Regions from separate parts of the Mus musculus genome. Here region 1 is linked to region 2. Evidence: chromatin loops called from intact Hi-C (ENCODE). Cell type or tissue: heart. All regions are shown on one strand. Links, peaks and the distances in the headings refer to the core of each region. The heading gives the core; the rest is flanking DNA.

Evidence for each region. Hi-C counts contacts between places; a loop is a spot of excess contacts. Peaks named below come from ENCODE experiments on the same cell type or tissue, not always from the same donor. Only the 100,000 strongest peaks of a DNase experiment are listed, where the experiment ranks them.
Region 1: it touches region 2 in a loop (2.7-fold over the local background); 4 of 42 quality-filtered maps call a loop at or near these places.

Annotation. Positions count from the first base shown.
Region 1 is chr1:157,451,197-157,467,668 of GRCm38, reverse strand. It overlaps Cryzl2 (crystallin zeta like 2), which reads right to left and starts at 9,101. Exons shown (of 10, transcript NM_001033284.2): 1 at 9,024-9,101; 2 at 8,817-8,925; 3 at 5,620-5,716; 4 at 3,202-3,260; 5 at 2,639-2,704; 6 at 1,848-1,957; 7 at 422-503. The coding sequence starts at 9,073. In heart, for the core only: CTCF peaks have their summits at 8,970 and 9,174; a DNase peak (open chromatin) is centred at 9,118; H3K4me3 peaks cover 945 bases; H3K27ac peaks cover 1,220 bases.
Region 2 is chr1:156,909,934-156,926,405 of GRCm38, reverse strand. All of the region lies in intron 1 of Ralgps2 (Ral GEF with PH domain and SH3 binding motif 2), which reads left to right. Among named protein-coding and RNA genes, the nearest start is that of 4930439D14Rik, 21 kb to the left of the region's middle. In heart, for the core only: a CTCF peak has its summit at 8,764; no DNase peak of the experiment used is centred there; H3K27ac peaks cover 1,193 bases.

The sequences.
Region 1 (16,472 bases), core at 4,549-12,548, 540 kb before region 2:
GACAGTGACCCACAGTGACCCAAATAAGGAGCAATCACACAATGAGGCACTAAGAAATAGACGCATAGGATGTTATGAGGTCACATGTAAAAATGCAGGGAGAGGAGACTGACCTAGCCTGAGGACAGAGTTGCCTGAAAAGGTGACATGAGTTTAAATCTAAATCAGAGCGCGGCAGGTAGAGAAAAGAGCATGTGCAGAGGCCAAGGTGGGAGGCAGCCCTTGCCAGATTCCGCTACCTGAAGAGTCAAGCCATACCCCTTAAGGTCTCCGTTTAGTAGGCAAGCAGGCAGACGGCAAGACAATACTCCAAGTACTGTATGCCCCCAATGCCCTTCCCATGATACTTGATGAGTGAATCCATATATTTGATGCCTAAACACTGGAGTTAGTTTTTAATAGAGATTCTACAGGCAAATACCTTGGCGCGGAACACATTTGTCGCCACGTCTATCACTGCGAGGCCTGTGGCTCCAGCAGCTGCTGTCACTAAAACAGTTTCTCTGTGCCAAGGAAAGAGACATGTTACTCCAGAAACCATTCAAAGCTCACCCAGGGTTAAGATTCCAGGGACACAGACTAGTACATTTGACAGCAAGAACGGTAGAGACTCTTTCATTCAAACCTTCACGTGAATCCATTGTCCAGGTAGGACATACATAAGACTTCTGGGTCAGGGCTAATCTAGTCTGGTTTTAGAGCCTTCCTAAGATGGAGGTTTCTCAAGCCTTCTAGATAGTCTCTCTCTCAAGGCAGTAGCAATGGTTCATCTGAGCAAGCATACCAATGCGTGCTTCAGAAATTTTGCCCTATAGCCATTTTCATACTCAACACCACCTAATTTAAAAAGCTGGTAATCATGGAATAGCCACCATTCAAATGACACTACCAGTGGGGAGCAACTCTGAAAGCCAGATCTCTGAACAGATCGAGAGCCATTTTCCCAAGTAAAGAGAAGATTTCAGAACTTTTACGTTTAAAACGTCCATAGCCAGGGGGTGGTAGTACACACCTGTAATCCCAGCACTTAAGAGGCACAGACAAGCAGATCTTTGTGAGTTCAATAATAGCCTGGTCTACAGAGTGAGTTCCACAGCAGCCAGGGTTACACAGAGAAATGCTGTCTCAGATGGATAGATAGATCAATCCTAGTTGGCATAACCAACCAAGCCTCACAGAAACACATAGTCTCTGTTAAGCCCCCAGGGAGCTAGCTTATATAAACCAACCTCCACCTAGTGCTGATAGTACACGCCTATAATCCCAGCACTCCACGGCTAAGAATGAAGCTCTTGAGTTTGAAGTTCACCTGGACTATATAAGTTGTCCTAGGCTAACCTGAGCTACATAGCAAGACCCTGTCTCAAAAAGTAAAATAAGATAAAATAAAAATAAATCAAGTCTGTAAACTTGAAGTCGCCCTATGAATGAACCCCAAAGTGGTCAGATTCAAGAGAACTACTTTGCCAAAGCATTTAATGGCAAAAGGATGATCTATACCCAGTCTCCAGTATCCAAATTCATCTCTCTTTTGCCTTTCCTCAACTTAAAGGAACTTGAGCTGAAGAGAAGCACGGGAAAAGGCAAGAGAAAAGAATGGGAGAGGGGAAGGGAGCGGGGTACACTCTTATCTGTGATTGCTTTTGGCTCCTGTGGCTCAGACTGATATCTAACTCACTATGTAGCTGAGAATGGCCGTGGGTTCCTGATCCTCCTGCCTCTTTCCAAATGCTAGGAACACCAAGTGCATCACCAGGCTGGGCTTCAGGCAAGGTCCTGTCAGACATTTCTAATATCAGAAGAAAATTAAAATGCCACCTAACCCTCTGCCCCTAGACAGTCCTTACCCGGGCTGGATGCGGGCCCGATGATCTACAGCCAAAATAGCTGTGCCATAAGATACCGGTAACACTGCAGCATCTTGCAAAGAGACATTTTCTGGAATCCGCCACAGGGTCTGTACAAAGAAATAACATCGATTGGCAGTAAACATGTGTAGCTGGATACACAAGCTGCCTAGCTAACCTTATGATTCGATTGGATGAGTAATTTGCAATGGGAAGCACACGTCTATCATCACCTACTAAGGAGTACAAGTCCGGACCAAGCAAGCCAAGGTAGGGTTTAGGACCTGGGTGTGTCAGACTTCAAACCCATAAGGCTGGCATCTGCTCAAAAAGGAGCCAATTGATGGAGAATCGGCTCTAGGTTATTATGTAAAATGTATCCCAGTAAAGTTGGATGGGTTCCATATAACATGCCCCACCAGGGGGCACCATTCACATCCTGCTCAACCCAGCTCAGACCATTTTCACAAGCTTTATGGGAAAATATGTCCATGATATCCAATTCCATGTGCTAGACCAGTTTTTCAACCATAACTCACTAAGTATGGTCCAAATGGATAGCCAACGAAGGAACAAAAGGCTCTCTACACAAACAAAACTCTGTGCAAGGGCTGTCAAGAAAGTTAGCGTTTAAAGGGAAAAAAAAACCTGCTTGGTCAGGAAACACGATAAAATGAAACAAACGCAAAAGGAGGAGAGAACGGTGTGAGAAAGAGAGACAAGGAAACCAGAGAGAACAGTGGAGAAAAAGAAACGCCCATGTGTCCATCAGTGCCAAGAGTCAGAGATACCTTCTGGTCCGTGATGCACTGCTCCGCCATAGCATGAAAGCTACTTACTCCAATAACTCGATCTCCCTGGAGGGAAGAAAACATGTTCAAATGCATGGCCTTGTATTCCAAAACACACATCTCTGGCCTATCAGACACAGCTTGGCCTTAATATCTATTCAGAGCTCATTTCAGGTTTAAAACCAAAACAGCGATTCTCTCAATAGCTAGCAGGCTACCAAGCCAATAGAAGCACATTTTTCACAACAAGCAAGCCAAGGAAGGAAAAGTTAGTAGGAATCAGAATTCCTGTGACTACTTTCACTTGAGATTCAAACTCAAAAATCCTTTATTGTTTCAGTAACTGAAGACCAAGTGTTGTCTTATATTCATTCATAATAAAGAGCTTAATAAGGCCAGGAACTTGCACCAAGTCCTCCCCCACCTCCTCGTTCAGAATTCATTCTTTCTCTTCTGACTTGGTCACATGGCAAAGGCCAAGAGAAGCTAGACTTTCTAGGTATAAACAAGATTAGCACATCTCTCACAACTACACACACTTTCTGGTGTTTTATCCAATTTACCTTTTTCACAGTGCTGACATCTGTTCCTGTCTCTAAGACAGCCCCAGAAAACTCCATTCCTAAAACATTGAAAGATTAAGTTACTAAACTGGGCTGTGGTGACACACAACTTTAATCTCAGCACGCAGGAGCTCCAGGCCAGCCAGGTAACAGAGCTAGTTCCAGGATGGCAAGGGCTACAGAGAGAAAGCCCGTCTCAAACAAACTAACAAAAAAAAAAAAACCTGGGTAGCAGTTGAGAACACTGACTGCTCTTCCAGAGGTCCTGGGTTCAATTCCCAGCAACCACATGATGGTTACAACCATCTGAAATGGATCCAATGGCCTCTTCTGGTGTGTCTGAAGACAGCTACAGTGTACTCATAGACATAAAATAAATAAATAAATCTTTAAAACAAAAAACAAGAGAAAGGGAGAAAGAGAGAAAGAGAGAAAGAGAGAAAGAGAGAAAGAGAGAAAGAAAGGAAGGAAGGAAGGAAGGAAGGAAGGAAGGAAGGAAGGAAGGAAGGAAGGAAGGAAGGAAGATAGGTTATCTTTGGAGCCTGGCATCCTGCACACAGGAAACACGGCCAACAGGCCACCTCCTCCTTTTGAGCTGTTACCTTCAATGTCCATCATTTTAACTAAGCGTAAAAGGTGGTACTCAAAAACCTAGCACAATGAGCGTAAGACTTCATGATCACAACACATCAGTTATGGTTGTCCCAACTCTTTTTTTTTTTTTTTTTTTTTTTTTTTGGTTTTTTGAGACAGGGTTTCTCTGTGTAGCCCTGGCTGTCCTGGAACTCACTCTGTAGACCAGGCTGGCCTCGAACTCAGAAATCTGCCTGCCTCTGCTTCCCAAGTGCTGGGATTAAAGGCGTGCGCCACCACCAACTCTTAACCTACATCAAGAATATGCAAAAGCACAGAGACTCGCTGGTACACAGGTACTTTTGACCCTGACTGGGCCATGGGGTTCCTATACAACCCCAACTACCATGATCACCAGATGATATTTATCTGTTGCCATGTGTCCTTTGCTGACCTGTGAAGGGGTCCTCAAGGACATGGCCTGTGTTTATGCAGGCAACGCTCAGTTCAACAGGATGGATTAGTGTCATCTGCCCTTTCTTCATCCACTTCTGCAATTTATGAGCCTCTCAAATTTATGAATAGTTTACTTGCTCTGTCAGAGGAATAACTTAATTGTGACATCTTCCACTGGTCTAGTCTCTAAGCAAACACAGACAGAAGGAACTGGGTCCTAGTATTAACACACAACCAAAAACCCCAAACATAACAGCTATGTTGTAATCATGCAATCACTATAATCTTTATATTTATCCCTATAAAATATTCATGTACTATAAACATACTAAGCTCTACTTAAATCTCCTTAAATAAACTTCAACAACAAAAATCCATGCACTTAAGGTCTAAAAATAGTTGGGGGGTGGGGAGGTGGCTCATGCCTTTAAACCCAGCACTTGGGAGGTAGAGGTGGGTAGATCTCTGTGAATTTGAGGCCAGCCTGGTCTACAGAGTGAGTTCCAGGACAGTCAGGACTACACAGAAAAACCTGCCTTGAAAAAAACAAAAATGGTCTAAAAGTAACCAGACAGAGCACAGTAAAATTCAGACAGTGAGCTACTAAGATATGTCTAAACTTTTTCCTTCCTCTTCTTCCTTTTGGGCCTTCTGCGTTAAGCTTCTTAAGGTCTATGCCAATAAGGCTACAGATTGTAGCTGCAAGCATGGTCGAGATCCTTCAGAGAAAAACTGTAACTGAGGCAACACTAAGAAGGCAAAGGACCGAGGAGGGTTAACAGAAAAGAATTCTGGAGAACACAACACTGTGTAAACAGTTGCCCATTTATTCATTTTAAAGTAGTTAGTGAATGTCCTCGTTAGTACTGGCTGTCAACTTGACACAGGCCAGAAGTATCTGAGGGAGTCTCAATTATGGGGTTGCCTCAGTCAGACTGGCCTGTGGGCATGTCTGTGGGGCATTTTCTTGATTGCTAATTGATGTATAATGGTCCAGCCCACTGGGAGTGGTACCATCTCTGGGCAGATGGGCCTGGGCAATTCCTCCATGGTTTCTGCTTCAGTTCCTGATAGAAGTGTAAGCCAAATAAACCCTTTCCTTCCCAAGTTGATTCTGGTCAGAGTGGTTTATCCCAGCAACAGAAAATCTAACTAGACCACTGAGTGTCATCTATGGATTGGTACAATGCTAAGCTGGGGACACAATAGGCCTATAGGGGGAGAGTCATGAGGTAGTTACTCTAACAATGATAGTGACATAAATAACAGAAACCTCACTGGTCAAGCCTGGCAGAGAGTGGGGAGTAGTGTCTGAGAAGATGGGTGTGGCTCTGAAGACTCTAAATTCTTCTTTTCTGAAGTAGCAGTCACTTGGTCCCCCGTACTCACCCGGTGTAAAGGGAAGAGGAGGCTTTTCCTGATACTGACCACGACAGGCCAAAATATCAGCAAAGTTAACACCACAGAAATGAACATCAACTCTGACCTGCAGAAGAAACACAGCACAACAAAACAGAGACGTATACACCCTAGAGACAATGTTCATTCAGTAATAATGCATTTCAAAAGGGCTACTGAACGAATGACAACCATATGCCAGACAATGAACCATGAGCCAGATTATCAGGAGGCAAAATGGACCGAGTTTCTGCCGTTGTGGACCTATAAGTATAGCAGAAAAGGCACCAACTAAATAATAATAAAGCTAACAAAGCCATATGTTGTTGAGTCAGAATCTCACTATGTAGCCCAGGCTGGCCTCAAACTCACTATGTAGTCCATGCTGGCCTCAAACTTAAAATCTTCCCTGTGGCCTCTCAAAATTATAAACCTGAACCACCATGCGTGGCTCATATGTGTTAAATTATAACCTAACATAAAGTCTTAAAGGTAGGAGAAAGCACATGATGAGGGTATGTGACCTCTTGAGGAATGCCAAGGAAAACTAGGAAAGTAACCCTTGCACTAGTAAAAGCCAAGAGTTAATGATTCAAACTTGGAGGTGAACGCTTGGTGCTTGGCACAGACAAAAGCTATGGCGTGTGCAGATGCCCTGCGTGAGGGACAAAAGAAAAACTAGCAAGTCTAGAACTGGAAGAGGAGAGAGCGACAAGGAGTGAGAGCTCCACACTACACTGAGATTTGTAGGTCTGAACTGAGGAAGGTCCTTCATACTGGGAACAACAGAACGCCACTAAGCAGGGGGTTGCGGCGTTGTCTGAGCAAAGGCAATATGCTGGAATTTGAGTAGCTCGAACCCGGGAGGACAGCCTAGATCCCTGTCTTCTATGCTCTTGACAAAGTCATCACTGAGGTAGAACTACAACCACATGGCCAGCAGTTTCTCTAGAGCAGTGGTTTTCAACCTTCCTAATGCTGCGACCATTTAACACAGTTCCTCATGTGGTGGTGAGCCCCAACCATAAAATTATTTTCATTGCTACTTCATAACCGCAATTTGCTACTGTCATGAGTTGTAAGGTAAATGCCTTGGTATGCAAGGTATCTGAGATGGGACCCCTGTGAAAGGGTCATCTGTAGTGGCTATTCCTGGTTGTCAACTTGACTATATTTGGAATGAACTACAATCCAGAATTGAAAGGCTCACCAGTGACCCTTATCTGGAGGCTTGGAGATCCTTATCTGGATCTTGGTTAGGAGATCTTGAGCCATAGTGGCTATGGATTCCAGAAGATTAAATCTCCGAGTTTAAGGAACACACCTTTAATCTGGGCTACACCTTTGATCTGGGATTAAAGGTGTGGTGGAACACACCTTTAATCTGGGCTACACCTTCTGTTGGAAACAATATAAGGACATTGGAAGAAGGGAGTCTAGCTCTGGCTCCTTCGCCTGCTTGCTGTGTGAGACTGAGTAACTGCTAGATCCTTGGACTTCCATTCACAGCTGCGACTGAACAATTGTTGGGAATTGGGCTGCCGACTGTAAGTCATCAATAAATTCCTTTACTATCTAGAGACTGTCCATAAGTTCTGTGACTCTAGAGAACCCTGACTAATACAGTCATCCAACCCCTAAAGGGGTCACAATCCATAGCTGAGAACCACTACTCTAGACCTTTTGAGGAGCCAGTGAGTTTCAAAAGGTGGTGGGTCCAGGACCATCATCACTGGCATCATCTGCGATTTGGTTAGAAATTCAAACTTCACCTTGTGTTGGGGTGAAGTTTGCCCTTAACGACAGCACTGAGAAGACAGAGATGGGCAGATTTCTATGAGTTCCAGGCCAGCTAGGGATACATAATGAGACTCTTGTCTTAAAAAAAAAAAAAAAAAAAAGAAGTTCCAACTTTGAGGCCACACCCCATACTGACTCATACATGGGAAGATAGGAGAGGCTCAGCAACCTGTCTGAACAGGCCCAGAGAACTCTGGTGCTCATCAGAGAATGCAGCCCACAAGGGTGGGGATCCCAAAAGGTGCCAGCTGGAATCCCAGATCAATGTGCTCTACGTGTTTACGTTTACTGGAGAGGTGGCGGGTTGGTTAGAAGCCATTCTTTATCTATCAAAATCATTCATTTCTCAGTTCTTTAAGTATGTGCCACATGCCAGGGCCCGTTGCAAACTCCAGGGATTTAAAGGCAAAGAAAAATAACATAAAAACACTCTCAGAAGCTAGCTCCTTACAATGCAAACAGCAAAACTGGGGAGCCCATGCCTCCGCATCCAAAAACTGGAGTACTTATTGACTGGTGGATAGCATGTCCACTGTCCTCAAGACACTCCACCTTGGTTTAAAAACAACTTAGCCAAGAGTAGGGAGGCATTTCTGCACTCCGGAGACTGACACAAGAAGACTGTAAGTTCAGTTCCAGCCTGGATGACATGGTGTTATCCCAGAAATGAATGACTCAAGATGAGGGAAGTTGAATGGCTGTGATCACCCTCTCTTCCAATAATCTGTTTTAACCACAGGCCCCATTTGGGTGACCTTTACAACTGTAGCTGCATCTCTGCCTCTCATGAGCGACCCCTAACATGAAGATACTCTTGCGTACTCCACCCTGTTTCAAATTGTCATTCTCTACTACATATGTGTCACACGCTGTCACCAAAGTGGTCAACAGGCAAGGCCAAGGTGACTTCCACATTTCCTGGCAGGAAAAGGATCTCATCCCAAATTACAGCAGGACATAAGAGGAGCCCAGGCTTGTATTCTTCATGAGATAGATTGGGATGGGGGCAATGGTTCGGGGACCCGTACATAATTTGATACTGACCCTGAAGAGGGGCTAAGCAAAGGATAAGGGTCCTTTTGTCTGTATTGTTATGTAAAGTCCTGTGTAAATCAGACACAGTTTCTAAGGCAACGGCTCTGGAGCTCTCTGAGAGGCCTATGCTTGAGATTTGAGGGAGGGCTTCCTTGACATTTCTAGCCTTTCCGTGAACCTTGAAAGGGCTTGACCTTCCAACCTAAAGTGGGTGCGCTCCAGCCTCTGGTCGCCCCCTACGCTTGGGAACTAGGATTTTGACCGAAGCAGGAAGCCCACGAGTGCTGGGCCGAGAAAGTCAGAGGCTCTGAACTATACAAGGAGGCATCCCGGGGTCAAGCTTGTCACCCTACCTCCTGTGGCCCGACGGGGCGGGGAGCCACCTCTTGAATGGTCAGGGGCTGCTTCAACTCGGTGCAGAGTGCAGCTCGGTAGTGCCGGCCTTGGCCCTGCCAGGCTTGCCTGCAACAAAGAAAAGGGAGCTGGTTTTCTCAGCAGTACCCCTGGGGTCTGTAAGGGGGCCGGGGGGGGGGCGGGGGGGGGGGGAGTTGGGCTTGCACCTGCAGAGCCACACCGGAGGGAGGCAACGCGTACACAGCCTTGCTGCCATGGCCAGCTGAAGTCGCGAGGGGCGTGGCCAGCATGTGGCAGGAAGAGCTCTGGGGAGAGCGGAAAGGCGTCCCAGGACGTGCCTGCTCTGGCCGGGTGACCTGACCGGCAGGCGGAGCTCTTGTCTGTCTGTGCAGGGGACTGTCAGCCCCACACCACTTCTAGGGTTAGACCAAACAGTGTGTGCAACCCTTGATCTCTTCGCTGGTTCTGGAAAACAAAAAGGAAGCATGAGGGAAATGATTCGATCACCCCAGATTAAGAGTCTTTGAGACAGGGTCTCATTAGGTAGCTCTCACAGTGTTGACCAGGCTGGCCTAGAACATGTCATCTTCCTGCCTCTTGTTTCCTGAGTGCTGGAACTACAGGGTGTGCCTGGAAGACTATTAAATCTGTGTTTGGTAACATTTCAGTAGTAGTTCTGGGGTTCTTTCTAAGAAAGAAGTCCAAAATGCACAGGTGAATCCTTTGATGTCTACATTTGAACTGCTAGAGTTCTTGCCACTAATTTTCTCACACAGGACTAATTATGATAAAAAAAACTAAACTGTTACCAATAGTCTGGTGTTAACTGATCCTGAACAAATCCAAAGAGAATATCCAATTAAAGACAAGCCAGCTGGGCACACGCCTGTAATCCCAGGGCCCAGGAGACAGAGACAAGAAAACTGAACATTCGAATCAGCCAGAGCTACATTGTAAGACCTGTCTCCGATAAAAATAAAAATAAATTAACATGATGACACATGCCTTTAATCCCATCACTCAGAAGGCAAAGATAGGTAAATCTTGGTAAATTTGAGGCCAACTTAGTCTACATAGCCAGTTCCTGGCCAGCCAGGACTACATAGAGAAACCCTGTCTTAAAATATTAGTTAGTAAAAAAATAAATAAAAAGTCAGCCCAAAACTTAATGACTCTCATGCTCCAAAGGTTTACCCCTTGGTAAATGTGATTCAGTGATGACATAAGCCTTAGGGGCACAGGTATGCCCTAGAAGAACCAAAAATAATACTACTGTCTATATGAAATAGTATATAAAATTGCTTTGGCATTGGCAAGATAACTGAGTGGGTAAGGGTGCTTGCTATCAAGGTTGATAAGCTAAATTCAACCCCCAGACGTCACATGGTAGAAAGAGAGACCCTACTCCCAAAAATTGTCCTTTAACCTCCAAATGCTGACCTTACACATGAACCATGTACATGTATGTACACACACACACACACACACACACGTTAGTATTAGATGTAGATCTATCTGACCTATTTAAAACAGCAAGTGACTATACGCCAGCAATGTATGTGAGGTACATGCTATGCTGGAAAGAATGGAAGACTATATCATTGGATAAATAGATTTAACGACAGCATGGCATCTTTGGAAGACATCTGGCCAGAGGGTATAGGCCACAGGTTGAAATCCAGTTCTACCACCTCTTTGGCCACCTCCCTAATGGTTCTCGCCCTCAATTAACTCTTCCATAAGAGAAGGCATTGAGCAGGAACGAACAGCAATTGAATGGAGGAAACTGTAAAGCGAAAAGGAAGGATGCATTTCTGAGTTTATGACCTAAAGGCTTTGAGGGCTGAGGAACCCAAGAACAAATAAGCCCCTCAGGTGTGCAGTAGGCGCTGTCATCATAATCGTACCCGTTGGGAATTTTCAGCTCCACATACAAACAACCGAAGGGAAGCAATGTCTACAATGGGAGATGATTTCTTTTAAAAAACCCATGGCTCCAATGAGACAGGCAGGAAAGCACTCTGTAAACGGCATATAAACCAAGCATGTAAGATGAACTTGGGACCTGGAGATGTAGCTCAGTGCTATGGTGCTCACCCTGGCAAACTAGAGGCCCTGGGTTCAATCTCCAGCAATGTGAAAAAAAGGAAAGATAGGAATAGTGGAGAAATCCATGTCACCACCAAATGGTCATCCTTAAGCCTGTAGTGTAACTCCAGAGTAGAGCACCAACCTAGACTGTAAGGCCCTGAGCTTGATCCATAGCAACGGGGATGGAGGAGGGAGTTCCTGGTTGCCAGGAAAGCCAACAGCAATAAATCTCTAACTTATGAAGTATGTAATGATTGTTTGTTCTGAGTATTAATTGTTATTGCTGTGTAGACCAGGCTGGCCTCAAACTCACAAGAGATCCAACTGGTACCTCCAGAGTGCTGGGATTAAAGGTATACACCACCACACCCAGGCCTAGCAACCATTTCTTAATCTTGTTTAATTTGTAGGATCTGTATAATGCATAACATTTTCAGTATTTAATAGATATGTACCTAATAAATTATTGAACGAGAACTCAGTTATCTAGTATTAATTTTCCAGGTAATTGGAAATAACACTAAGTATTAAGTCTCATATTTGTAATTAAGTGCTTTTACAGAAAGGTTTTCATGTGCAAGTATATGGGGGTGGGGGGGAATGTATGTGTGGTATAAGTTCATGTATGTACAAGGGTGAACATGTCTAGGTTCACACAGAGGCCAGAGAAGGATGTTAAGTATGTTACTCTCTCATTCTCTGCCTTTTCCCTTCAAGACAGAGTCTCTCACTAGACCCGGAGCTAGGCTGGCAGTAAACAAGCTCCAGGGATTCTCCTGTCTTCAACATCCCTCCCCCAAAACACACACAGTTCTGGGGATGGAGCGATGCACACGACCCCTTCAAGCTTTTGAGGAGGCTGCTGGGATTAAAACCAGGCCCTCCTGCTTGTACAGCGGGTACTCTTACTCACCAAGATGCCTATCCAGCTCCAGAAAAAGGTTCTATTGTTGTTTTCACAATATTCTGCCATTCTCAGAGAATATGAAGATCAAGGAGTGTAAGGAAAATTTTCAAGATGGCATTCAACATTTATGAAAAATCTAAAAAAAAAAGTAGAAATCTATTTAAGAGTCCTGAAGGCTGGAGAGATGGCTCAGTGGTTACAAGTACTGACTGCTTTTCCAGAGGACCTGAGTTCAATTCCCAGCAACCACATGGTGGCTCACAACCATCTGTAACGGGATTTGATGTCTTCTCCTGTTGTGTGTGAAGACAGAAAGCTATAGTATACTCACATACATAAAATAAGTAAATCTTTAAAAAGAAAAAAGAGTCTTGAAAGGTGTTGAAAATATTTTAGGTAATTGAAGTGATTTGCGCACTTATGTGTAAAAATAAGTTTGACGTCTACAGAGAGCAGTTAAAAGGGTGACAGGCTGTTTAATAGTGGTTTTCATAGTAGCAAGAGAGACATCTAGCTTATCCATCGAGACGTTGCCACACCTTACTGTCTACGTTCAGCTATTGCTTCTAGTTGTCCCCGGTTATTTAATTTTATTTGGGAGTGAGGTGGCAAGAAGAAACAAGAAGAATAAAAGTTGAGTGCTGTAGGAGATTAACATCGAGCAGCTAAATCTGAACACTCAGTCCTCTCTAAAGGAGGCAGGAGATTGATCACTGCCCTCTAAACCAGCTTGAACCAGCTTGAGGCTCATTAGGGAAGTAAAAGAGTAACAGCTGAGTCTTCCTTCTGGTGCATATCACACGGAGAGATAATATTTAACATCCAGAAGCTGCTGGAGAGCTGGGGGTGAAGAAGCAAGCCAAAGCCTGAGACGCAAACCGCTCTGTTTTCACAGGATAGTAGAAAACAGTATACGCTCAACTTAGGATGACGATGGGAAGGTACAAGAATCCTCCAACAGTAAAAATGCACCATCCAAAAACAGGGCTTGAAAGGAAAAGCTGCTGCTGCTGCCTCCAAGTTTACTTCTACGTCCAGCACATAGCAGTACTCAATTAATGCCAAGAGGGTGGGAAGCAAGGAGCTCTACCAGTTGCATAGGAAAGCTGCTGGCCCCACACAACTGAAGCCACAAATCCCAAAGGTTGTTTGTTTGTTTATTTGTTTATTTAGTATCTATCTATCATCTATCTATCAATCTGTTTAGTGTGTGTGTGTGTGTGTTCATTCATAAGTTTATGTGAGTTTATGTGTATCACATGCAGGAATGGAGGCCATAAGAGGGAGTCAGGTGCCCTAGAACTGGAGTCCCAGTTTTAAGGGCTCTTGCACATGCTTGCTTGCTCTCTCTCTCTCTCTCTCTCTGTCTCTCTCTCTAAGGGTAGTAAACCCATATATATATGATTTATTTATTTTATGTATGTGAGAACACTGTTGCTGTCTTCAGATACACCAGAAGAGGGCATTGGATCCCATTACAGATGGTTGTGAGCCACCATGTGGTTGCTGGGAATTGAACTCAGGACCTCTAGAAGAGCAGTCAGTGCTCCTAACCACTGAGCCAACTCTCCAGCTTGCACATGCTTTCTTACCTGAGTTCATAGCTACTGGCATAATTTGATATTCACGTAGATCAGCATTGCTACTGTAGTTATCAGCTGTCATCTTGTGATGTCCTCCAAAATCCCAAGACGTATAGGAAGAGTTTGCCTTCTCCGTACTCTCCCCTGAACATTACTACCGATCACTACAGCAGAGTTAGCTTTTATCAGCTCCAGAGAAGTGCTTTAGTCATTGATCCATATAATAAGGTTTGCTCTGCAAGTTATTTTTCCAGTACCCATAGAATCAGGATTTCTGATCTGAGATGGAATTCTGGGTAGTCTTACTATTAATCCCAGTACTTAGGGGGCACAGGTGGGAGGAGCTCTGTGAGTTCAAGGCTAACCTCGACAGCCAGAATATATAGCCAGTGTCTCAAAATATAATGACAACAAAAAGGTAGTCTCATCAAACTTCCCCCTTTGTAAGAAACAGAGTAGGTGGGGTCTAGCCCAAGGTCACATTGCTTCGTTGTCTTAGGAACAGCATTAAGATCAGATTTTCCTGTCTGCTACTCTTTCTGTCATGCTAGATGAATCTCATTTCTCCATGTATACGTCATCATCTGCATCACTACCACCACCACCACCACAACCATCATATCATCACCATCCTTACTTCACTTTCTCATAGTGCTTCATAAGTTTCAAAGCACTGTCACCCAAACAGCTTCATCATTAATAGTGTGAGTAATGGTGATTAGCATTAGAATGAGCACTTGGTGGTTTCTCCAAACAGAGCAGTTTGCAAATGCTTCTGCATGGCTTCATTAGCCCTCACAATGGTCCTATATACCAGGATACTAGGATACCATTTTTTTCCCACTCTTTTATGGATCTGGCATATAGGCTGAAGAGGGTTAAGGAACTTGCCCAAGGCCACACATCTAGGAAACAGAGCAGTTTAGCATCGTCCTAATTGCCTGCTGCCAGAGACCCCTCTAACAGTCTCCAGCCACCCACCGTGCTTCCCCCCAAATGGCCTCTGGAGTAGACAAAGAAGGTATTATACAATGCATTGTGAACCCATGCTTTCCTCAGAGTTTTAAGCTTGGTTTTATAGGAATTTTACAGTCTCTCAGGCCCAGAAAAGAGAATAATTCCCCAAAGAAAAGAATATAGTGAAAGCAGCCTCCAGGGATGCCTGCAGTTAAAGGAGAAGGAAGAGCAGGGGAAAAAAAATGCTAGCATATAATTAGGAGTGTCTCCCCTGTTCCTATAGCCATGAGCTTGAAAATGCGCTCGTCCAAAAGTATGCTGTGTAAGAGGTAAAACTGTGATATGTAGAGCAGTGTTCACACACATACAGGGAAGCACAATGTGATGAAGGAAACAATGTTCTGACTGGGTTGCCTGGTTACAAGCTGTTACTTAAGAGGGTACCAGCAGGCATTTGGACTAAATTCTTGGCATCTAGATGGAACCACTTAGAAGCAGGGATGACCCAAGATATGGCCACTGTCATTTCCCCAAACCTAACCGATGGTATTTGATGAAAACAACTAATTTCCACCTTAAGCCATCATTAATTTCCACCTTAAGTCATCATTACAGAACTGCTGAACAAGTTCCCAAACATCCTAGAAATATTATGAAACCTTTTCAATTCCCACTTTCCCCGGGGAAGAGAAATTCTCCCCTTCCAACGCCCCGCCCCCCCAAAAGAAAAACCTTTATACAAACCTCCATTAGTTCTCTAGTCTCTGAGTTCAGGTTGGCATCCATGGCTTTATCTTCACTGCCAAGCTGTGAGCAACACAGATAACTCTAAGAATAGTGCAGTGAAGGGGAAGGAATTTGGGCTTTGGAATTTCTCACACCTGCATTTGGTTCCTGGTTTAGCTGCTTCCTCATTGTAATCTTGGGGAAATTGTTTAAATTCTCAAAACATCTACTTCCTCATAGGTAAAGCAGGCTTAAGTATGGTTCCTGAGATGGAGGTTGTGAGGTTTAACTCAAGTAAAGCAAATATACAGGGATGTTCAACCCGTAGTTGTCACTAAGAAGACACAACTACTGCCCTTAAGAATCACACCATCTGGGCTGGTGAGATGGCTCAGTGGGTAAGAGCACCCGACTGCTCTTCCGAAGGTCCAGAGTTCAAATCCCAGCAACCACATGGTGGCTCACAACCATCTTTATCAAGATCTGACTCCCTCTTCTGGAGTGTCTGAAGACAGCTACAGTGTACTTACATATAATAAATAAATAAATCTTTAAAAAAAAAAAAAAAAAAAAAAAGAATCACACCATCGGGCTGGCAAGATGGCTTAGTAGTTAAGAGCGCCAACTGCTCTTCCGAAGGTCCCGAGTTCAAATCCCAACAACCACATGGTGGCTAACAACCATCCGTAACGTAATCTGATGCTCTCTTCTGGAGTGTCTGAAGACAGCTATAGTGTACTTACATATAATAACTAAATAAATATTAAAAAAAAAAAAAAAAAAGAATCTCACCATCTAGCCGGGCAGAGTGAAAGGAAATAAAACTTGAGACCTGTGATTCATGTAATGTATGTCAAATGGCCCAAAGAGTTGTTTGTGAGCTTTGAAACCTGGGGCTGAGAACATAGCAGAACAGACCAGGACATGCCCGGGCAGACCCGTCGCCTCCCTATCTCCCACCCCTCTGACCTAAGTTAAATGTTAACAGGCTGCTGATGTTTAAATGGACCAATCATGTGAAACCGCACCAATTCCTCCCCCAGCCCCACTCCTTTTCTATAAAACCCCCTAGCTTCCAAGCCTCATAGTCGAATCCACTGTCTCCTGTGTAAGATACTTTTCCACCCGGAGCTCCGACATTAAAATACCTCGTGTTGTTACATCAAGGTGTTGTGTTCTGTTCCTGATTCTTGGGTGCACGCCGAATCAGGAGTTGAGTGGGGGTTTCCCCACTCGGTTCTTTCATTGGTGGTGTAAGTTCAAGGCCAGCCTGGTCTACAGATTGAGTTCCAGGACAGCCAGGGCTACACAGAGAGAAATCCTGTTTCTTTCAAAGAAAGGAAAGAAAGAAAGAAAGAAAGAAAGAAAGAAAGAAAGAAAGAAAGGAAGGA
Region 2 (16,472 bases), core at 4,684-12,683:
TCTTTTCTAAATGGCTCGTCAAGTTGCCATAAAACTAGCTGGTACAACTACTGTTTTTGAGACCATTTCAATTTCCTACCATCTCCCTTCAAAGATTGTCAACTTAAATATTAGTTTTAGCTTTAAATTCTGGCTCTATCTTTTAACAACTATGTTAAGTCAGTAAAGTTTTGTTTTACTGTGTTTGTGAGTGACAGGGTGTTACTGTAGCTGAGACTGACCTAGAACTCACTGTGTAAAACTCAAGCAATCCTCCTGCCTCAGCTTTCCAAGCAGTGGGATTACAGGCATGAGCCACTCACCAGTCTAGGCCCAGGTTATTCAACTTCCCTCTCATTTCACACCTGTAAAGTGAGCATCTTTACAGTACTCTACTTCACAGGTGATTTGAGAATGATAGATGCAAAGCCCTTATAACAATGCTATGCACAAAAACAGTGTCCAATAAAATAACATGTGTTTTTATGTAATTATTTTGGAATCTCACATCATGCACCCCAATTGTGCTCACCTCATGGTCTTCCCATGTCTGCCCTTCTCCCCTGTGACTCTTGCTCCCCCTCCCTAGAAAAGGAAAAAGCAAGTCCATTCGTGTTGTGCAGTGTTGTCCTCACTGGAGGATGGTCAAATTCCTAGTGGCCAGCTCCCCAGGAAGAATAAGTCTGTCTCAGCCTACTCCAGAAGGCAATAACTGAGAAGAGCTTTGTGGTGGTCTGGGAGGGCGGGGCCCGCTCTCACATGTCTATCAACATTCATATGGCTTCAGGCAGCAGCCAGGCCGCAGACGTCTGCCTGGGCTGAGACATCAGCGTGGCCCCTGGTTGTGTCAGACCCACTGACCCACTCAGCAGCTGCACAGGCCACAGGCCTCAGCATTGCCTTCAGTGGGTAAACTTGCCACTCACATCAGCATGATCTCCCTGAAGCAGCAGAACCTGAAAACATCACCAAGTCATCAGTGAGTGTCAAACAGTAGCGGTCCTTCAAGGAGGACCACTCCAGAAAGTGAAGCTTTCCTCATCCCTGGTTCCATTGTTGCCCAGAACCAGGGGGATTCGGTGGCCAGGTGGCAGGTTGGGGGGCTGTGTCTATGACATAAGCTCCAGGCTGGTGCACACTGTCCGGACAAGTATACTTGGTAATGACACTCATCCACCAGCCCTCTGACCTGTCACTGCCATCAGGTCTCTAGTTCTGTCTCTGTTACTTGCACAGCTGTTTTTTTGTCTTCCCCACCTATCTGTCACATTTGTGTATTGCAGTGACACCAACCTGTCCTAGTCTCTCTGGTACAACTACCCCCAGGGTGGCACTGGGGTGTCTGCCACGTGTCCTGATGATCTGTTTTATTTATAGTAACTCGTTGGGTTTTCATGGTAACTTGGTGAAGTACTGTTAGCTTTATTGGAGAAGTTAAGGCACAAAACTAGATGGTGTGTAAATGGCACTGTGGCAAACTAGTTTTTATTAGTTTTATCAGAATACATATGTGGCATTTTGTTACATGATTGAAAAAGACATAATCAGAATGAGAGAGATAAGTACCTAAGGAGGTGTAGGATGAAACTCTTAGGACCAACCAACAACCCGACTTTTAAAAAATGTGCCAATAGCTTGATAGGTACATCACCAAAAAGCTTAATGTGTGTGTAAAGAGATAGATGCCTTTCTGTTCATTGAAATAGTTACTCACTAGCAAAATGAAAATTAAAATCATAGTATGCTATCACCATGGAACACCCCTCATGGCAAGGATGTGAGGGAAGATTAAGATCCTGTGTGTTGTGTTTGGGACTACCATGGTACAGCCTCCTTAGGTCAGTTACTAAGATTTTCCAGTTATCTGACTCGTGGGTATTTGATGGTGATACAGGGCCTTCATACTGACTGCTCACAGCAGCCTTACGTATAATAGCTCCACATGCTCAAAGGTATGCAGATGAATGAATAAACTGATAATTGTGAACTATGCATGGGACAAGGCTGTACAAAAGCATGAACAAAACAGAGAGAGCCCTACAGATGACTGTCTAGAGCAGTGGTTCTCAACCTTCTTAACGCTGCGACCCTTTAATACAGTTCCTCATGTTGTGGTGACCCCCAACCATACATTTTTGTTATTTTATAACTGTAATTTTGCTACTGTTATGAATTCCAATGTAAAGGGGTTGTTTGACCCCCCCAGGTTGAGAACCCCTGCAAGTCTAACTGGGCTAAGTATAAGAAACCAGACATTTGGGGGTGACTGGGCATGTTCACTGTTTTCATTGTAGAGGTAGAGGTAAAATCTCAAAATCTCGCCAGGCGTGGTGGCGCATGACTTTAATCCCAGCACTTGGGAGGCAGAGGCAGGCGGATTTCTGAGTTGGAGGCCAGCCTGGTCTACAGAGTGAGTTCCAGGACAGCCAAGGCTACACAGAGAAACCCTGTCTTGAAAAACCAAAAACCAGAAAAATGTAAAATCTATCTTTCTTCCTTCCCCCTCCCTCCCCTCTTCTCTCCCTTCCCCCTCCTTTCCTCCTGCCTTCCTTCTTTCCTTCCTTCCTTCATGTGTTTTTTTTTGAGACACAAAAGATCCTTTGTAGCCACCTAGTCTTGGATCTCAAGCGTGGCCTTGAACTCACTGTTCAGGCCATAGCCTCAGGAGTGTTGGGATTAAAGGATGAGCCAGCATCACTCCTGCCAATAGAGTGAGTTGTTTTTAAAAAGTTTAAGAAATGATATGGTAAAGCTACTTTTATGGCTGTGAAATGGTATAAGATGGATAAAATTATACCTCTCACATAATTATTTTAAGTATATACAAAGTAGGAAAAACTTGAAATTGTGTTCTTAGAAGAAGAAGCCTGTTGTGAAGGTGTTTTTTATTTTCTAATTAATTAGTTTATTTAATATATATAAGTACACTGTAGCTGTCTTCAGACACACTGGAAGAGGGCATCAGATCCCATTACAGATGGTTGTGAGCCACCATGTGGTTTCTGGGAATTGAACTCAGGACCTCTGGAAGAGCAGTCAGTGAGTTCTCTTAACCACTGAGCCATCTCTCCAGCTCGAAGGTGCATATTCTTATGGGTGCTTCCAGCACCAGGTGGCTGAGGTGAGGGGAGCGGAAGTTCGAAGCCTGCCTGTTTGTAAACCCTGTTTGCTGTTGGACCCTCTGTCTCCCTGGGGACATTTGGCTTTAATAGTTATCATTGGCATCTAGTGGAGAGAGGCAATATGTACTGCCGAGCAGCCTACAATTGGAAACAGAGTCCTCAGCAAAGAATTAACCAGTTGCATCTGCTAGAGCTGTGAGGTGAGGTGAGAAACCCCGAGGAAGTCAGCTGACCATCTGACTCCGCTTGTTACCATGCCTGTGCTGAGGGTGTTCATTGGCAGAACAAGTCACAGAGCAAAGCCTCTGCAGAGATTGTGTCTCAGGGGTGTGTGTGTGTGTGTGTGTGTGTGTGTGTGTGTGTGTGTGTGTGATGTACGTCTGAGACTTGGAGTGGTTTCCTATCTTGTGAGAAGTCACCCCTCGTGCAGGCAATTCCCCAGCCTTGTCCAACTGAGGCCTGTCAGTACAGCTTCGTTTTAAACTATGGGCTGGGGTGTAATTTTGGTTTTGAAATAATTAGTGACTGTTTAAAGCATGAAATTTGTATTTAAGACTGATGAGTCAAAAAGGCCTCTTTGGTCAGGTTTTTGCTGGTATTTCATAATAGGCCAAGACCTCCATTCCCAGATCAGATACTTCAGTTGTTTTATATGGTAATGCTTGGGTCTTCGTAGTTTTTTTCTTTTTCATATAAGAGCTACAAAGTTTTTTTTTTTTTAATTTTTAAAAAAGATTTATTTATTTATTTATTTATTTATTATATGTAAGTACTGTAGCTGACTTCAGACACACCAGTAGAGGGCATCAGATCTCATTATGGGTGGTTGTGAGCCACCATGTGGTTGCTGGGATTTGAACTTTGGACCTTCGGAAGAGCAGTCGGGTGCTCTTACCCACTGAGCCATCTCACCAGCCCCACAAAGTTTATTTTTAACTGATCTTTAAAAACAGAAACCTTTACCTATTTGTTGAGGTATCCTGGTATTTCAATAATATACACACTGTGTAAATCTAGTTCTATCTCTCATTTCTTTGTGGTAAAAATACCCAAACTCCTTTGCTCTAGCTGTTTGAAATACACAGTATACTGTTTATTGTCTTTCACCGATTTAAAAGAGCAAGGTAGAGGTGAGAGGAAGATTCGGGACCAAGGATGACATGGTTGAGGTTGAGGCCCTGAGCCCTCAGGCTCTGCTTGTGGGATAGTCACTCCCAGGAGTTTGTGAAGTCAGTTTGATGGGGACCTTAGACAGAGCTTGCTGCTACTGCCGACTGGCCTGCAGCTGCTCCCGGAGGCTGGGGTTGCTTGGCGTGCGTGTGGAATAGTGTGTCCGCTCTTGCTTCGTGTCCTCTTCTTTTCTGTCACATTACAGCTTGTTTGCCCCTAGACCTTGCTCTAGACTAGGAGTGGCAGAGTCTCTGTAAAGGTGCAGTGCTGTTGTGGAGCTCAAAGACTCCTCAGCGGCCTGTGGCGTGAGAGCACAGAGGGCCATGCATGGTGACTGTTCCACTGAGGCTTCTGTGCAAAACTGCATCAGGCTTAGGCCTGTCACTTCCGGTTCTCTCGTCAGCACTTCCTCTTTGCTGGTGAGTATTTGGGGCTGGTTCCCCTGAGGTGGACAATTGCAAATGGAAAAAAATGGTTTCTTTTACTGTGCTCATTCTTATTGATAGCATGAACTTTAAGGAGCAGAATGATAAAACAGCCTTAGCCTCTTCATTTCTCACACAGCCCACATGCAGACAGCAAATTCTGGCACTATTTACCTTTGGAAATAGTCTTGGAGTTAGGCTTTCCCGTCCACACTTGGAGTAAGGCAGTGAGCTGTCTGCTTTCTCTGCTTTTAACTTATCAGTCGTGTACGTTGCTTAAATACTTTCCAAAATAAAATTGCTATGACTTACTTTTCTCCCTCTAGTTATTCCCATCACTCAGGATACAATTCTTGACTATAGCTGTATACCCACGAACATAAGGACTTTAAAAAATATGTATTCAGTACACCCTCCCCCCCTTTTTAAAGATACTGGACTGTGTGGGTGCCTGGGGCTTTTCTCCTGATGTTTCAGTTAGGATGTGCTTTCTCGGAGAAGAGCACGTAATTCTTCCATAGCAGGAGCCTCGCAGCAGCCCACTAAGTCTGCCTGCCGAGTGTGTCTTTTTGTACATATATGCATCCTCCTTTCTCTCTCTCCAAAGAGTTGTACATGCCATTTTATCCATTCTTAAGGCTTTGTAAAAAGTTTTTCCTGGTGGGTGATGGAGAACGAAAAAGGAGTCCTAAGCCTGGTGGAGGAGAAAATTTGTTGTAGACGGAGGCAGATATCTGGGAGAGTCCCAGAGTGTGCAAGACCCTGAGCTGAGCCATGTGGAGAGAGCAGAATCAGGAGACTCAGCGGCCGAAAGGGGGAAAGGGTGTAAAGGCCTGGACAGCCGGAATGGCTGGGTTATCTAGGGAAGGGGAAGGGAGAAGGGCAGCCCAGCCTCTGGGCTGCAGTAGTTTAAGGTAGGGGGCGGGTTTGCCAGCTGGGAGGACTCTGTCACAGGAAGGGATTTAGGGACTAGGAGAACCTGGTAGCCAGTGTCTGCCTTGATATGCTAATAGGCACCCCATTTAGCCTTCTGTGCCAGGTTTGAGACGGAACCCTGGGGTGGCCCCTTCGCATAAATTTATACTCTGCATGTCTCTGCATGGATTCTACTTGCTAAGACTCATCTAAGATGTAAGACTTTTCTGTGAATATCCTGACATTTTCTCTTTGGCAGACAAATCTGAAGGAGTTCTAGCAAATGAAATGTGACAGAGAAGTCTTCCTTTGGTGGGAGGTGAAGATGAGAAGTGGAACTTTCTAGAGACTGTTTGTTGAGAGTTTCTTCCCCTAGGCCCTGCTGTTTGTATGTTAGTAGTTACCTTAGAGGGCTGTTAGAACCAATAAAGGACAGTATTCCAGTGTCCAAAACACTTCACTGTTTACGCAGTAAACTGTCTTTTCTTGGTCATAACAAGACCAGGAAGTTGTTCAGGAGTAAGACATCATCAGAGAGCCGGTTCTCAGCGCCCGGTAAAGACAATTTAGAACTTCATCTCAAAAACCACAGCCATCTAATGTGTTTGTAGTACTATCAAATTGAGGCTTAATTTACATTTTCCTAATGACTAACTGATAAACACTTCTGTGTGTGTGAGTGTGTGTGTGTGTGTGTGTGTGTGTGTGTGTGTGTGCGTGCGTGCGTGTGTGCGCGCGCGCGCAAGCGCTCTTGTGTCTGTGTGTTTGTGCAAGTGCATGCATGTGCTTATGTAGTATGTGGAGGCCAGGTAGGTATCTTCCTCACTTTCTTCCCTAATTCTTAAAGACAGGATCTCTCCCTGCCCTGGAACTCATTGACTGGCTGGTGAACTCCAGAAATCTGCTTCTCTCTGCCCTTCCAGTGCTTGTGTTAGCAGCATGCCTGAGGGCTTTTGTGAGGATGTCAGAGATCAGGACTTAGGTCCTCATACTTGTGTGACAAGCCCTTTACCCACTGAACCATCTGCTGAGCTCTAGGAGGAATCCCTCCACTGATTAAGGTGTGTGTGTGTGTGTGTGTGTGTGTGTGTGCGCGCGTGCACACGAGCGTGCATGCTCACGCTATAAATTATATAAGCATAGCAGTTCCTTCCCAAGTATTATTAGTTACCAAAGTATGCAGATCTTCAAGTACTCTATTTTAAATAGTGTAGTAGCTGGGCATGATGGTATAGGCAGACCTATAATCTCAGGTTAAAAAGTAGAGATGAGAAGATTGTAAATTCAAGGTCAGCCTGGCATCATGGGAAGGCTATCAAGAAAAAAAGTTACAGTATTTTCATATAGCCTGTGCAGATCTTCCTAACATCTAGGTTATTTACAATATTTAGCCCAATATAAATGCTATATAAAGTAGTGACAGTGTATTGTTTAGGAAATGATTAAAAATATGCATGTCCAATGCAATTTTTCCTCATATTTTATAGCTGGTTGAATCTGGATCCATAGAAGCCACATATATTTTGCAAACCAGTCACTTCTACCCCTCCTCCTTTCCTTCCTTTTTTTTTGAGATAGGGTTTCATACTTGAGCTTATTATATAGCCAAGACTAGCTCTTGTCTCCCGACCCTGTTTCTTACATACTAGGATTATAGGCATGTGCCAACACACCCAATTTGATAATCTGAAATTGGTGGAAAGCTTTAGCCCAGTGGTAGAGTGCTGGCCTTGCATACCCGATGATACAGGTTCACTCCCAGTACTGCCAAGACACAAACACCCACCCTTAGTTTGTGGGATGCTTAGCACTAGAGAATGTCATGTTCATTTGGCTGGTTAGATACTAGTGGAGTAGATCTCTAGCTTTCTTGTATTGAGGCTTGTGGTTTTCAAGCCTGGTTCTGTGAATGACCAGGAGGGTGTAACACATAATAATTTATCATTTATGCTGAGCAGAGATTTGAACCCAGTCTATTACCCAGCAAAGCACATTCCAGTATGATTTATTAATCTAGAAGTATGTGTCATTTCAGACTTCTTAGAATCATTAACTGTTTGTAAGACTAAAAAGAAAATTATACCGTAATGTTTTGTGTGCCATTATAGTATTTTCAAAGGTGGGGATCTTTCAAGGTGTTTTGGGATAGATCCCTCATAGTATCAAGGGTTTATTATACTTGAAGTTATCATAAAGGTATCCATTTGTTGGAACAACTGACAGTGTTCTTAGTCTCTTTGTCTGTATATTTTAACTTTCTAAGTCAGATTTGCAAGCTTGTCAGCAGTGCATTTATAAGAACTCATCCATACTGGGGGCACAATAAAGTCCAGGGTGACAGACGGTAGTCACCCTTTATATCAGCTTCTCCACACTCAGTCCTCATACTTCAAATTTCTTTCTTGAATTTTGCTTTCTGTTACATTCACACTATTTTCATTGTTCTAATAGAAAGAGGATTTTTGCCTCTCTTCGCCTTTGTTTATACTACTAACTGTATTGTTTGTTCTTGTAATGAACTGCCATCAAGAGAGAGAGACAGACAGACAGAGACAGACAGACAGAGACAGAGACAGAGAAACAGACAATTTATCTCCTGCCACTCTGTCATTTTCACAGCAGTTGAGCATATGAGAAAGGATAAGAAAGATGGTCTGGCTATGAAGAAAGTGCCAAGGATAAGCAAGCAGATGTACAATTAGAACCCACCCATCTCTGGTTAACCCATTATAGATGAGCACACATGAGCTCAGCATTGGGTTGGTGCTCTCGCACGTAAATCTGAGAAATGGAGTTCGCAGGTAAGCTTTTCTCTTTTCTTTCTTTCCCTTCCTTTCATCTTAACACATTTCATCAGTTTGCAGCAAGGTTTCGTAGCTAAGATTCTCCATGGGAGCAGGAGAAGGGTTGAGAAGCATGCTAGGTATAAGGGGCATCAAAACATGGAAAGATCTGGGATTTGAAATATAACCCCAGTTGAGATCTTTAAAATACCTCTACCTTTTCAGTAATATTCATCTCTGTTATTCTTTCCTTTAGCTTCAGGCAAAAATACTTGTCTATCTGTAACTCAGTCCAGAAAAGCCATTCTTGAGTACATTCCGGCTGTATGTTCCTTTTGCTGAACAAGTGACCTATATCGCCACCTATCGGTAAAGCTGTACTTTCTACTAGACATGTAGCTTGCTTAGATAACTGAATTTTTCAAGGTGAAGAGTTTTGTAGTTCAGGAGAATTTAATTTCCTTTTATATTATATATTTGGAAATAGTTTCAAACTAGAAGTGAAATTATAAGAATAGCATACTAGGATTCTCCACAGAAACAACCAAGAAGATAGATAGATACACACACACACACACACACACACACACACACATATGTGTATATATATCCCTTTAGAATAATTGTGTATATATCTTAATAGATTTTTATAGATAATGAAAAGCTCTTTTAATACATTTTGTACATATATGCACAACATGCATACATGTGCACACATTAAGGAGTTAGCCCTGTAGTCAGAGCGACTGAGAAGTCCCAAGGCACATTCACAGTTAGCAAGCTGGAGACCTAGGAGAGCTGATAGTAATCAGCTTTCCTCCCATGCCAGTGTGTTCCCTCATGACCCCACAGCAGCACACTTTGCTAGACATGTAAATCTACTTAGGATTCAATTGGGTTGTTTTCATGCTTTGATTGCTAGTATTATATAAGCATGCTTTAAAAAAACCCTCAAGTACATAGTATTGTGAGTTAAGTGGACTTCTAAGAGCCAGTCTTGAGTACAGAGTCTGACCAGAATGTATAAACTCCCAGCAAAGCTACATAGTAAAACAATGTTTAGAGCACATTTATTTATAGTTAACCTATGTGCATGTTTTGGTATAGTAGAGGCTAGAGTTCTTTTTTAAAATTTATTTCTTTTATTTTTTTGAGATTATAATTGTATTATTTCCCCTTCCTTTTCCTCCCTCCTATATAGCCCTTCTTAATCTTTTCATATTTATGGCTTCTTTTTCTAGTAATAATTGATATATATTTACATAATATTACATATAAATTATACAAATACACAAATGCAAACTGCTCAGTCTATATACTCTTTAAAAGAATATTTTGGTGTTTTAAATTACAAGTATGGGGGCGGGGAGTTGTATTTATGGGCATGTGCCCCATGCTGGTAATGAATTACTGTGCCACCATGCTGGTGATTGGACTAGTGTGCCCCCATGCTGGCGATGGACCAGCGTTCCAAGGTTTTGCCTGAGTACCATGTGCTTCAGCTCAGGTCCTAGAGGGCTACAGGGTAGAAGAAGCACTTTTGCTGTCTTTATCCCCTCCCTTCTAGTTTAATATGCTGACTTAGTTTTGAAAACCTCCTTTCTCAGGCTTCTTAAATGTATGCCTTAAGCATTTAGAAACAAATATGAAGTATAAATAGATGTTTTAACTCAAACAGTCATTTAGTGAGTGAGTAAGGCTTCCTGGAAGGTGGTTTATTTAGTTGTTCTGACATGACACTCTAAACATGTAGTAGATTCACTTAACATTACCAGCGTTTCCCCCTTTTGCTTCTTGGGTGGTGTGTGAATTTGCTAACCCTGTCATTATGCTTGGCTTCAAGCAATGGGAGTTTGCCCAGACCTCGCTCTCTCACAGTTTCAGGGTGTGCTCATGTCCATGAGAACTATCACCATTGTTTGAAATTCTAGCTACTCTCAGATTTAGACTTAAGTATAGCTTATACTTTTTACATTTCATGCCAAGGATGAGCGACCTTTTAGTCTTGAACTGAGAATACATTTTACATATTAGAATACGCTGATAACATGGTTAATTTATAGATACTAAGTATCCTTAGAAGATTTGAAACACTTCAAAGTAGGAAACTTTTAAAGTTATTCAACTGGTGTCATCTGCATAAATATTCCAACATTTGAGGAACTCTGACATTTGAACCATTTCTAGTCCTCAAGCATTAGAGCTGAGGGAGGTTCAGCTGGCACTTAGAAGTCAGTTGTCAACATTAGAGGTTAGCACTCTGAAGGTATGGATGGATCATCGTTAAAGCAGCCGTTTAGAACTGCATAGGTATACAGCATACCGAAGATGTAGTGTTCTTATTAGATATGTAAACTCATCTCTTTTTTCCCTAAGAAAATAATTTGCCCAGTAAAACATACTTGGTTAGACCTGTAACTGAAGCTCCGTATTCCCTGTTTTTACACTGTTTTTACCATTTTATTTGACTCTTAAGCAAGGGGGGCAGTGTGAATTATTCATAGATTCAGGTAGATTACATTTTTTTCTTTTTTTTATGTTATCTGCTAGAGACTGTGTTTTCTGTGTGACCAAGAATTCTGAGTTAGGTGGAGTGATAATGTATGAGGAAGGCTGAAGCCAAAAGGCTAGAGTGTGAACATGTGTGGTGGAGTGTGAACATGTGTGGTGGAGTGTGAACATGCGTGGTGGAGTGTGAACATGCGTGGTTTGTAGAAAAAACATGTAAAGGAGGGCTCTGAAGAGAAGAGGTTTAAGAACATTGATGGGAAAGGACTTGCATGTCAGTTTTGTCTTAAAGACAGCTAACAGCTTCCTAGGATGATTTCCTTACAGAAACCGTTGGTGATTCCCAGTTCCTGTCTCTGCTAGCCTGCATGTCTCTGCTTGACTGTTGAGACCTGTACAGTCCTGCTGCTTCGAGCCTGCCCAGAGCTCATCAGAGAGTCTTCATGTGTGGCAGGCCAGGCTTCTGTGTCGCATCTTTTCTTAATAATGCCTTTTAAATCTGTGTGTTTGTATTGTTTCTACTATTTCATCATGGTTTTGATTTCTTTTTACTCTTCAGCTTGTCTCTCTTTATCATCTTAGAGTCCTACTTTTATAGAAATCACCTGATTCTTGAAACTGAATCACAATACAGTAGTTTCTTTGTTTTTCTTGCTCCTTTCATTCCTAGCCATATTTTAAGTTTGATCAGAGTAGGAACAAACTTTTAGGTTCCCCTTCATCTGTCCTTTTTTTCTCCTTCTCTTCAGGCTGTCCATCTCAACATTGTAAACTTGGTCAAGTTGTTAGCCCTCTTTAAAATGGTTTTGGATAACCATTTGCTGTATTCTTGCCTGGGGAAGCCAGTTTCTTTCTCTCTCTCTCTCTTTCTCTCCCTCTCTCTCCCTCTCTCTCTCTCTCTCTCTCCCTCCCTCCCTCCCTCCCCCTCTGTGTGTGTGTGTCTCTGTTTCTGTCTCTCATTCCTTAGTTGCCTTTAGCAATTGTTTGTGTAGAGCCAAGGCCTCCTGTGTTCCCCTCTCCCCGGCACCTCAGGATGTCTATGTTTGTATTGGTGAGACTTGGAGTGTAGCTTCTGACATTTCCTAGGACACACAATCTCACAAACAACTCCCTGATCCTCTGGCTCTTTCTGCCCCCTCTTCCACAAGTTCCTTGAGCTGGAGTTCTGTTGTAGATGTATCCAATGGGACTGGGCACAACCTCTGCATTTTGATTGGTTGTCGTATTCTGTAATGGTCTCCATTTGTTACAAAGAGAAGTTTCCTTGATGCAAGATGAGGACTAAACCTCTCTGTAGGTATAAGGACAGATTGGTTATCTAATACGAAATGGTCAGCCCTGAAAACATACATGCAAGTTATATTAAACAGACTGAACAGGTTGCATTTATGTATAGTATACATATATCTATATAGTAAAAATAATGTAGAAAGAGGCCATCAGTTTGGAGGAGAGTAAGGAGGGTGTGGAGGGGTAAGGAGAGGAAAGGGAGGTGTGCATTTATATTTTCACAAAATAAATAATTAAAAAAATAGACTCCCTCAGAGGTTGATTGGGTATACTAAGGATAAATTGCATGGCCTCCTGGTAGAAAGTACCCCATAAATGCTAGCCTCATTGTTGTACATTATATTGTTGTAGCCAATGTATAAAATGTATGACCAGACTTTGTATGAAAACAGTTGCTTAGCCTTTCCTTATAAAAGCAGAATATTGTTCACAAAAAGGCTAGTAATAGGAGTTAATTATGAACGTCTAAAACCTTTTGGCAAAGCTCCAAAAATATTAGTAGTCTTAATCATGGTTAAAATAATTATTTCTTCTCTGAAGTTTTCTTCCAGTTGGTGTAAACTTAAACAGGAAATAGTTTTTCATGTGTTTTTACTCTCTGAAGTATTTTGTGGTGCACCAATCCCTTGAAAATGTTTTTTTGTGGTCCCCCACCCCTACCCCTGCCCCAGCTGAGAACAAAACTCAAGGCAAGAGCTCTACCACTGCGCTCTTGCCAGTGACCCCCAACCCCGTTCTCTCTCTTCAAAAATGTTTGTTTGTAGTTGTGTGTGCATGTGTGTGTGTAGTGGGGAGTGGTATGTGTGTGTGAGTGCAGATGATGGACCGTGGCAGCTGTAGGTGGAGGTATGGGCGCTGTTCATGGAGGGTGCTGGGCACCAGTCCTCTCTGCAAGAGCAGCGTGGGCTCCTAACTGCTGAGCCAGCTCCTTAGCTGGGCTAGGTTTCTAAGTTGATGGCTGTTTTCTCTGGGTACTTTGAAGCCCTTACTTTCTGATTGCCGGTGATGAGAAATCTTCAGGGTTTTATTGTTGTTAGAAGTATTTTGCCTTTTAAATCACTTTTAAAAGAATTACTTGTTGGTTTAAAGTAGTACACGAAGAATGCAGTTCTTTTTGTTTGTCCTGCTTAAGGGTGGCCCAGAGTATGAGTCCCTCCCATCTTCTGAGTTCTGGAAACTTCAGCCTGGGTCTTGAGCACTTGCCTTGTTTCATCATCTCTTTTGGATCTGCTCTCAGGGCGTGTAGGGTTTACCCTGATTTTTACTTCTTACATGGTGTCTCCATCTGGACAGTGCTTTGTGTGTTGTTTTCCTGTTTGTTTACCATGAATTCCCTCTTGAGTAGAGTTTGCTATGGTGCTTCTGTAGTGAATATTAATTTTGTTTTAAACTCTATTTCTCTTTATGCCTTCCTTCGTTGAAAGCCACTGATTTTAGTCCGTTCTGCTCTGTAGGGTCTATCTGGTAGTTTTGGTGAGAGGTGAGCAGTCACTGTTGCTCCCTGCGGTTTACAGTAGGTTGTGTGCTCACAGAGTTGCCGATGCTCCTGTGTCGGGTCTGCCAGTGAGGCTTTGTTTGACTGGTATATAGTATGGAGTCCATGCTCAGATTTGTTTCCACTGTCTGTTGAAGAACTACAGTTGTTGTGAACTTTATTTTTAAGGCAGTGTCTTACCATGTAGTCTTGCTGGCCTAGAGCTCTCTATGTAGACCAGGGTGACCTCAAAGTCACAGATATGCCTGGCCATGTGAACATATTTTAATGTGGATTTCTTATGTTGAGGGTCTTGGGCCATGATGGTAATGTATATGCCTGGAATAGATTCTGTCTTCTGACCTCACATTAAGCCCAGGCCAACACAGTTAAGTTTATAGATCTTCCTGGCCAAGACACATTTTCCTCCCCAGCATCTTGCCACCGATGGGCCAGGCTCTGACCTCCCTAGCTCTGCTTCAGATGAGATGGGTGGGGTGGGGCTGGAAGGTGAGGGTGTAGAAGGTGAGGGTGTAGAAGGTGAGGGTGAGGGTGTAGAAGGTGAGGGTGTAGAAGGTGAGGGTGTAGAAGGTGAGGGTGTAGAAGGTGAGGGTGTAGAAGGTGAGGGTGTAGAAGGTGAGGGTGTAGAAGGTGAGGGTGTAGAAGGTGAGGGTGAGGGTGTAGAAGGTGAGGGTGTAGAAGGTGAGGGTGTAGAAGGTGAGGGTGAGGCCTTGGTTCTGTTTTTATTTTTTAGCGGTCTTGTCTTTTCTCTTCAGCTGGGAATTAAAATTCAGACTCTTTCTACGTTTCTCATGAAGCACAGCATGCTTTTAGATTATTTTGTCAACTATGTTACTAGAAATGGTCAAATGACCGAATCTTAACCTGTCGCTTTGTGGGCTTGTATGTAATATTTAAATACCATTTCCAATGTTTTTACCGCTTGTCTGGCTTTATAATCCTGCCCTGTGCATGGTTGCTTTGTTCAGGCATCCACTCATTCTTTCAACAGGTATGTAGTAAGTAGATGATTAGATGAAATATATTATATGTGTATGAATGCAAAGAGGAAGGATAATGCTTTAATTTTCTTTTAAAAATGTTATTCTTTAACATCAAGGAGCTAAAAGAAGATAAAATAAACAGTGTGAAAATGCCACTTTGTGGGAGATGTTAGGCAAGGAACCTTTTGTAACCCAGATATTTAGCAGAACCCATTCTTTTGAAATTTCTATCATAATAAATTGAACTTTTGTGATCTATAAATAGCATGGATAATCATGTAGTCCTGTACCCAAAGTGGTCCAATTCATAGATACTCAACATTTCAGTTGGCTACTGAATAGTATACATTTATTATTAAATACATGCAGCAGAGTGAGGCTGACAGTTACTGGTGTTGAAGAATAAAAGCCAACAGTACAAACTGAAAGTTTTCTCTATAAACTTCAAACTAGAATAAACTGTGTAACTGCAGCTGGAGTGAAGATGGAGAGGCAACAGAAACTGAAACCTTGTTGTTAGATTGAAGCCTAGAGGCTTCCCTAGTCAGAGCAACTGAAGCATGACTTGATGAGTCAAGAAGTAACAGCATAGTGGTATCTGGGAAACTCAGCAATGACCTGTGACGCTGGCAGCAAGTCTCTGTGTTCCCTAGTGGAAGCATTACAGTATAGACTTCAACACAGAGAAGAGTGCATACATAGACTCAGGTGCTAAAGGAAATAAAGTTTCGTTACATCAGAGGCAAAAATATGCAGCTATGCACTCAGATCAATCAACAGGGAACTTTTTTTGTCAGCTTTTATCCCTTGTTTGTTTATTAAAGGGAAAAAGAAAAATACTTTGTTTGGTATTGGAAGAACCCATGAAAAGATGGTCATTTTGGAGGCTAAATGGTTGATTGGGTGCAGTTTAATGGACCAAAGCAAGAGTCTAATGCTGCATATTTCAAGGTTTTCTGTCTAAGGGCTGATATTGCTTGTTTGAAAGAAACCAGAAGACAGCCAAATAAATGTCTTCAGAAGTAGAAAAGAGAGTAAGTTGAATTAGCGAACTTAACTAAGAAAATAGTTATTATGATATTTGTAGTCATGAATGAGAGTGCCACTTTATATTCCTAGGAAAATGAAATAAACTACAATATATATTTGTTTCATTTAATTTGTCTTGAGATGCATTTTTTTTCAGTTTCCCACATAATGGATTTTAATATAACTCATGAAATATTTTGTCTGACAAAATAGACAAAAACAGGCAACAGGGTTACTGTGGATTTGTGGCCAGTCTAAGTTCTAATTTTTTTTTTTTTTTCCCGAGACAGGGTTTCTCTGTGTAGCCCTGGCTGTCCTGGAACTCACTCTGTAGACCAGCCTGGCCTCAAACTCAGACATCTGCCTGCCTCTGCCTCCCAAGTGCTGGGATTAAAGGCATGCGCCACCACGCCCGGCATCAGTCTAAGTTCTATGGTTAGTTTAAAACACACACACACACACAGATTGAAAGCAAGCAAAAAAAAAAAAACCTTATTCAAGTGTATTGATGCTTATTTTTAGTCTGTATTACCTCTATTCAGTAAATAGTAATAAAATTTATATATCTAACATGTAGGGTAAAGATATAATCTTTTTTACAATTAAATAAAAATCTTTTTCTTAACACTAGGGGGCTCTCTAGATTTATGGATTCTTGTTCTATGTCACAGTGTAGGAAATCACTTGAAAACATTTTATTACAAAATGAGTACTATTGCCAGAAAATATTAGATCACCTTAGGCTCTAGTAAGTTCTAGACCAGTCTGGTTTG